Regions from separate parts of the Homo sapiens genome. Here all the other regions are linked to region 2. Evidence: chromatin loops called from intact Hi-C (ENCODE). Cell type or tissue: ascending aorta. All regions are shown on one strand.

Region 1 (2,500 bases), 410 kb after region 2:
TGCTGAGAAGTCCAGAAATAAACCAGAAATACCTTTAACCTCCAATACAAGGTCCAACTTGATTTCTACCTAGCACCTCAGGAGCAAAGCAAATTAACTGAGGGTCTCGGCGGGCCATAATTTCAATATTTGAGCAACGGCAACATGGAACAAGAACCTACAATGGTGGGCAAGTTTTCCGGATGTCAGGCCATGAAGTGCTTGGACTCACAATTCCTAAGTGTGTTCTTGAAGAAAAACCAGGTCTGAGCCCTGGTAGGAGCACACAAATGAGGGTGAGTATGATGATGGGCTGGTGAAGCTCTTCCTGTCTTGGGCTATCAGATCAGGTGAAGGGAAGGTAGGGGAAGAAAGAGAGTGTGTGCCAGCGATATTAGGAGACAGGGATGTAGTTTCTTGTTCTTTGTTGTTGTTACTTAAATATTAAAATTATGGCCTTCTGAGACTCTCAATTAGTTTGCTTTGCCACTTCGGTGCTAGGTAGAAACCAAGACTATTTCTCTGAGATGGACTGATTCATTATTGGATGAATGAATGAAGCAAGCGATCAATCATGCAAACATGCACTGAGTGCTGATGATGTGTAAAGAAAGATGCTGTGGAGATATTTTCACCTAGCTGAGGAATAGTTCTCTCTTGTTATATGCTGATTTAAGGGGAAAAGTTACTTTTATAGGAGGATCCCCAAAGAAACCAAGATATTTTAAGAGACTCATTAAGTTGGTGCAGGAAGTCTTACATGAAAAAAATATATATATTAAAAAAAGATTAATTAAGTAATTATGCCCAGATGAAATGCCTGGATTTGAATCCTGCTTCTGTAACTTACTTAATCGCCTATGTTTCTGTTTTCTAATTTGTAAAATGGGAAGAATATTGGTACCTATCTCATTGGGCCATTGTGAGAATTAAATTGTTACTATATTAAAATGCTGATTCATTAAGTCATTATGTGTGCCAAGCACTGTGCTGGAAGCTGGGAATACAACAGAGTAAGACCCAGACTCTGCCATGAGGGAGCTTACTGTCTACCACAGGAAGGGAAACAGGGAACTCCATCCAACCTAATGATAATCCAGAATGAGCACCTCACCCAGCACTGAGCGTTCAAGGATGTTTGCCCTGAGTCACAGAACAAGTAGGAGTTGCTAGATTTGGCACAGAGGGGAGGGGCAGAATTCTATGATCTAAACAAGCCCTCGAGGAAGCTCTGTCATTCCAGTGGCCTCCTGAGATCAAACCCTATTTTAGAAACTGAACCTAGTGTTAGGCCATGAAGATTAATTCACACTGGTCAGCAGGGGCAGGTGCTGTTACTCAAGAGAGCTTTGAGGTTTAACCTTGTGCCATAGGCTGAGTTTGTGCTGGCCAGAGCTGTTCTTGGGAGAGTGGAATTTAATTGGTGCTTATTTGTGATGGCCTTATAAAGCATGACTCCTGGGCCTACTAAAGTGGAAACCATTCTAACTCCTAAATGACTGGCAAACACAAGCCTGAATCACACCCCAGATTGCTTTGGCTAATGGAGATGCCTGGCAAGTACAATGTGTTTGGGGCTTTTTTCCAGTATCAAATGGTGGATAAAATGGGACAGTTGCCCACTGAAAATCAGACCTAGATGCATGGGAACAGGAATAACTGTTTCTTGTGTCAACAAGAAGGCTTTTTTTTTGTGTGTGTGGAACTAAAGAAATGCAGCTCACTTACTGGTCTGGCCAAACTTCAAAAATTCATGTTTTTTTTTTTTTTTTCCTCCTCCCAGGAACATTTTGTTCCTGCTGGTGGTTAAAAGGTGGCAGCTTTCATATAGAAGTACAGCAGGAAGTATTTAAGTTAGATAAAAGGAAGGACTATGTGACAGAATGATTGAGTGCAGGACTGGGTTCCCAGGGGGATTACAAAATCTGATTTTTATTCATGGACTTTCCTACTAAATAACTGAAATAATAAGGGTGGCAAGACGTAAGCTTATATCACCATTTTTTAAAGGTCTGTGCTTTGGGATTCAGAGGAAGCGGGAGGGAGTGCCTTGTGAACAAGAGGACCTGAGGTGACTTCAAAGGCTGAGCTGGCCTTGGGATTGAGGTCGGGCTTGGAAAGAAGAGTGGGAGGGTGGTGTGGAGCAAGGTGGAACAAAGGAACGGGAAGGACAGAGCAGGTCGGGTGATCTGGAATGTGGCCCCTCTGAAGAGGGCTGCGGCGGGATAGTATTAGCAGGCTATGTCAGGGCTGGATTATGGAGAGCCTGGAAAGCTTGCCCAGAGAATTTAGATTTTACTCAACAAGCAACGAGATGCCATTTTTCCAGGCTTTTGAGCAGGAACAGGAAATGATAGAAACTGTGCTTCAGGGATCATGGGCTTTTAGCGACTGAAGGGGATTTATTGTCGTGTGGTTCATTGTTGCTCAAACTCTACTGGCATCAGAATCATTTGGAGGGGGAAGTCCTTGTGAAAATTCAGATTCTCATTTGTAAGTCCTGGGTGGGTGGGGCTGGGAA
Region 2 (2,500 bases):
TGCCTCAGCCTCCCAAAGTCTGGGATTACAGGTGTGAGCCACCATGCCCAGCCAGCGTACATATTTTTTAAATGTTTTCTGTGACATGGGAGCCTTTGTAAGGAAATGAGGACCCAAAGAAACAGGTGAGCTTGTGTATTTTTCTGTTTTGGTTTAATGAAGAGTGAACAGTTGTGCAAAAGTATTGGACAAAGCGGATGATCTAATGGTAAACTGGGGGGAACTTAGCAAGGCCTGTTTGTTCAGATTCTTCTCTGTGTTTCTGTGTCTTCAGAGATGAGGATATTTATTTTCCCTGGGTATATGGAGGGTACCTCTCGAATGAGAGTAATTTCTTTCTTTCTTTCTTTGAGACAGGGTCTCACTGTGTTGCCCAGGCTGAAGTGAAGTGCTGTGATCATAATTCCCCGTAGTCTCAAACTCCTATGCTCAAGAGATCCTCCCAACTCAGCCTCCCAAAGTGTTATGATTACAGGCGCCAGCCACTGTGCTGAGCCTACACCACACCTATTGAAACAGAATATTCAGCATTTAATATTTCGGGTTTTTTGTTTGTTTTTTGAGGGAGAGTCTCACTCTGTCACCCAGGCTGGAGTGCAGTGGTGCAATCTTGGCTCACTACAACCTCTGCCTCCTGGGTTTGAGCGATTCTCCCGCCTCAGTCTCCTGAGTAGCTGGGATTACAGGTGCCCACCACCACGCCTGGCTAATTTTTGTATTTTTAGTAGACACGGTTTCGCCGTGTTGCCCAGGCTGGTCTTGAACTCCTGGCCTCAAGTGATCTGCCCGCCTCAGCCTCCCAAAGTGCTGGGATTACAGGCATGAGCCACCGTGCCCAGCCAGAATATCCAGCATTTTAAAAACCCTTCTGGGATTTCAGCTCCCTGCTGGGGATTGAGGAACCACTATTGTAGCAGGAAGCATGGGAAGGAAATGAGCTCATGAGATAAAGGAAAACAGCTCAGGCAGCTGGCTTGTGGTTACTGCCCTCTTGCTAAAGCAACATATAAAGCGCCAGAGTGGAAAGGAATCTAATGCGCCTGTCCAGTGCTCAGCACCCTTGACTTCCGTCCCTCTTAACCACAGTGCGTGAAGGCCCTGCAGTTCCCCAGGTATGGCTTGGCCTCGTTTTCCACATTGTATGTTAATGCAATAATTTTGTTTTGTTTTTTTTTTTTTTGAGACGGAATCTCGCTGTGTCGCCCAGGCTGGAGTGCAGTGGCGTGATCTGGGCTCACTGCAAGCTCCCCCTCCCAGGTTCACGCCATTCTCCTGCCTCAGCCTCCTGAGTAGCTGGGACTACAGGCGCCTGCCACCACGCCCGGCTAATTTTTTGTATTTTTAGTGGAGACGGGGTTTTACCATGTTAGCCAGGATGGTCTTGATATCCTGACCTCATGTTCCTTGCCCTCAGCCTCCCAAAGTGCTGGGATTACAGGTGTGAGCCACTGCGCCCAGCCAACGCAATAATATTTTAATGCAGCCTAAACTGACATTTGCTTCTTTTGGGTAATATCAGACAGGAGACTTGTCTTGAATTTCTGCCAGCTAAAACTTGTCTTCATGCTTGCTGCTGAAACCAGGTCTGCCCCATCCACACACTGGTGCAGTTGGATTTTGGACTCACACGCAGGAACTTACACTGTGATACCTTTTTCTCACTTTGCATACCAGATGTCTCAGCATCCGATGTGTACTTTAGACATGTTCCTTCCTAATTCCTTTTTCTTTTCTTTTTTTTTTTTTTCATTCTATTTTAGCTCGGCTAAAACAAATAAAAGATAAGCGTCTGCATCAATTTGGCAGACTTACAAGAAAAAAAGGCATTCTTTCCATTTTGGAAGAAGGCATGTGGAATTAGTACTATGCAGTGGTGGTATTTTGAAATCTGGGTTCTAATAAAAGCCCAACCACTTGCTGTGAGAACTCCAGCATCTTAACCTCTCTAAGCCTCAGTATCTCCATCTAGAAAACAGAAACTCATACTTACCTCATCGGCTGATTTGGTAAGTAGAGGCTATCATAGGAGTGCCTTTACCATGAGAAATTCTTACAATACTGGTCTCTACTCTGAATCAGTGCAAAATACAGGATGCCTGTTCACATTCTCTGACTTGCAAAATACAGGATGCCTGTTCACATTCTCTGACTTTTGTGTAGCCTTGGGAAACTGCATCATGAATATGTTTTAGGGGTCAGGCGCAGTGGCTCACGCCTGTAATCCCAGCACTTTGGGAGGCCGAGGCAGGCGGATCACAAGATCAGGAGATTGAGACTATCCTGGCTAACACGGTGAAACCCTGTCTCTACTAAAAATACAAAAAATTAGCCGGGCATGGTGGTGGGTGCCTGTAGTCCCAGCTACTCGGGAGGCTGAGGCAGGAGAATGGTGTGAACCCGGGAGGCGGAGCTTACAGTGAGCCAAGATCGTGCCATTGCACTCCAGCCTGGGCGACAGAGTGAGACTCCGTCTCAAAAAAAAAAAAAAAAAAAAAAGAAT
Region 3 (2,500 bases), 1.2 Mb after region 2:
AACCCACCTCTCTCTATCTTGCTTCTCCAATCCCTCACTGTGTTTCTGGGGATCATATCCCCAGTAAACATGTGCATCTAGATTCCTGTTTCAGGAATTGAAACTAAGACAGTGGCCCAGTTCCTGCCTCCTGAGAGTGCCTTGTATGTGGTGGGTTTTCAGCCCCGCCAGATTCCTGCTAAGCGTGGCAGGTATGCATTTCCATGTTGAGCATTGCCCCCTTTCAGCCATTGACCAGGAAGATTTTGGCTCTGGCAGAAATAATTATAGAGTTTTTCAGGTTGGAAGAATCTCATCTCCAGGAGGACCCCTGCAGTAGTCCAGCAAGGATAAGAAACAAAGAATGAAGATGGGTGCATGCTTGTGGTCTCAACTGGGGAGGCTGAGGTGGGAGGATCACTTGAGCCAGGGAGTTTGAGGCTGCAGCGAGCTAAGATGACACCACTGCTCTCCAGCTTGGGTGACAGAGACCCCATCTCAAATAAATAAGAAACAGTGAATGGAATTAAAACAGTGAACGTTCACTAAAAACAATGCCAAATTGAAGCAAGCTTGGAGTTTTCTTGTTGAGCACATGGGCTCCTGAGCAGGTGCAGCCTCAGCTACTCCTCATTACCTTTCACCGGGCAAGCCATGCCAATAAGATCTCACTTTCACAGGGCATGTCTGGATTGACTTACTGTCTAAATTTCTCTTAGAGCTGCAGCAGGAGAGTCCTCTGCAGCATAGGAAGGTAGCATCAGAACTCCCTGGGGTAGGATCAGGTTCCTGGATGCTGCATTCCTATCAGTTCTCCGGAGTTCCAGCAGACAGCAGATTCGACTTGCAACCAAGCAGACACATGAAAGTAAATGTGCACTCCTAACATTTTGTAACCTGCCTCCCACAAAACAGAAGGCAGTCTTCCCTTTGCCTTATTCCCAGCCTTGCTCTTGACATTTTTACAGCCGACTTTGCATTTCTGACACCTCCCACTTGAATTGGCTCCTGGTCTCTCCTGGCTTGAGAATCCTAGTCACGTGACCCATCCCAGTGCACGCTCTCGGCTCTCTTTACGGCCAGGCCACACACCTCCTCGTCTTGACATTTAGGGCTTGTCATTTCTTTTCCTCTTCTGCTCCAATAAATCAGGACCAGTCAACATTCACTGCCCCCTGGGTGGTGTTTAGGGAAGCTGATACTGGGCTGAGGAGGCTTTTCTGTGTGCACGGGGGTTGAAAGCAAGCATTGCCTTTCTGCTTCCAATCTGTGGCTTTGCGACAGTGAGAATGAAACCCTGGGCAGGAGCCCAAGCTCCATGTCCAGGCGTCTTGTCTGACTTGTACAAAGCTGAGTGCTCAAACCAGACAAAGCAACAATGGCCTGCTCCTGGGTGCTGCCTTGTTTATGGCTCAGACCTGTGCCGCTGCTTTAGCTCATTCACCTCAGAAGGTCTGGTGTGGAATGGAATGATCAGCAGCCCGAGAACACAGAGGCTGTGCCAGTTCTGGCCCTCCCTGCCTCCCATACCACATCCTGGAACGTGGGTTTAATCCAGCCTAGAAGCAAAGGGGAAGCAAACCTCTTGAGGAGTGCCTAGTGGCGGGTGCTAAGCGATGCCCTTCAAGGGCATGAATGTATGGGAGGATAAAGTCATCAGAAAGAGAGAAAGCAGAAAGCAAGGGAAGATAGGAAATGGGAGAGAGCAAAATGAGAAAAGAGGAAAATGAATACACAAAGTGATCAGTAGGCAGAGGAGTAGCTGGCTGCCACTTACAACTCTTTGAGTGGCACTGATGCCATTTGTTATCCATCCCTGTTTCAAAGTGGGGTCAGGAGCTAGTGGATGCATGTGCTCTCTCCAGAGAAGACACACAGCTCAGATTTTCAAACCATGTTGCCCCCCATGGTTCCCTATATTAGAATTCAGCACAACTCTACTTGCTCAACTGTGAGAGGTCTTAACCAAACGGTTTGAAGCTGCTTTATAACAAATAAATAACCTGTGCAAATGTAAGATGATATATTTTTCCTCCTGTTCACCACAAGACTTGAATACACATTATCAGCACAATCCCCAAAGGTAATTTTAAGATGCAGGTTTAGAAGATTCTTTTCAAGAGACCATGACAGGTAGGCTGAGCATAATGTCTGGCACATAGTAGGTGCTCAATAAATGTCTGAAATTGAGTTAGTGAATGATTGAATATGAGAGACAGATCAAGAAGAATATTTTAACAAGAAGATACTTCAGTATTTAACACTGATACTTTTCAGAACATCTGATTGTTTTTGTTCTGGGCCTCACGGTTTTAAGGATGAGTGAACTTTCCAAGTGCACACTCACTGGCTGGCCTGTGATCACACACACATGCGCCAGGGTGCTAAGTGCAAGGAAGATTTGGACAATGCACAGTAATGGTGGAGGTTGAACCTGGCCAGGAGATTCTGGAGAGGTCTCTAGAAAAGCAGGTTCCAAAGCTGCTGAGGTCTCACCAAGCAGACCAGGCCCTGGAAGACA

The links. A loop is a pair of places that touch in the nucleus more often than their neighbours do. Peaks named below come from ENCODE experiments on the same cell type or tissue, not always from the same donor. Only the 100,000 strongest peaks of a DNase experiment are listed, where the experiment ranks them.
Region 1: a loop joins it to region 2, with 7 times the contacts of the local background. A loop is called at or near these places in 4 of 110 quality-filtered maps.
Region 3: it touches region 2 in a loop (2.9-fold over the local background); 2 of 110 quality-filtered maps call a loop at or near these places.

The regions. Positions count from the first base shown.
Region 1 is chr13:44,921,282-44,923,781 of GRCh38, reverse strand. LOC107984619 (a long non-coding RNA gene) reads left to right here. Exons shown (of 2, transcript XR_001749860.1): 1 at 1-275. Among named protein-coding and RNA genes, the nearest start is that of TRE-TTC2-1, 4.5 kb to the right of the region's middle. In ascending aorta, no CTCF peak of the experiment used is centred here; DNase peaks (open chromatin) are centred at 1,261 and 2,052; H3K27ac peaks cover 2,500 bases.
Region 2 is chr13:45,328,352-45,330,851 of GRCh38, reverse strand. No RefSeq gene overlaps it. Among named protein-coding and RNA genes, the nearest start is that of SNORA31B, 6.8 kb to the left of the region's middle. RefSeq lists an enhancer at 200-700. In ascending aorta, a CTCF peak has its summit at 992; DNase peaks (open chromatin) are centred at 951 and 1,358; H3K4me3 peaks cover 1,745 bases; H3K27ac peaks cover 2,500 bases.
Region 3 is chr13:44,154,637-44,157,136 of GRCh38, reverse strand. All of the region lies in intron 2 of SMIM2 (small integral membrane protein 2), which reads left to right. All of the region lies in intron 1 of SMIM2-IT1 (SMIM2 intronic transcript 1), which reads left to right. Among named protein-coding and RNA genes, the nearest start is that of SMIM2-IT1, 2.3 kb to the left of the region's middle. In ascending aorta, no CTCF peak of the experiment used is centred here; DNase peaks (open chromatin) are centred at 1,016 and 1,286; H3K4me3 peaks cover 811 bases; H3K27ac peaks cover 1,453 bases.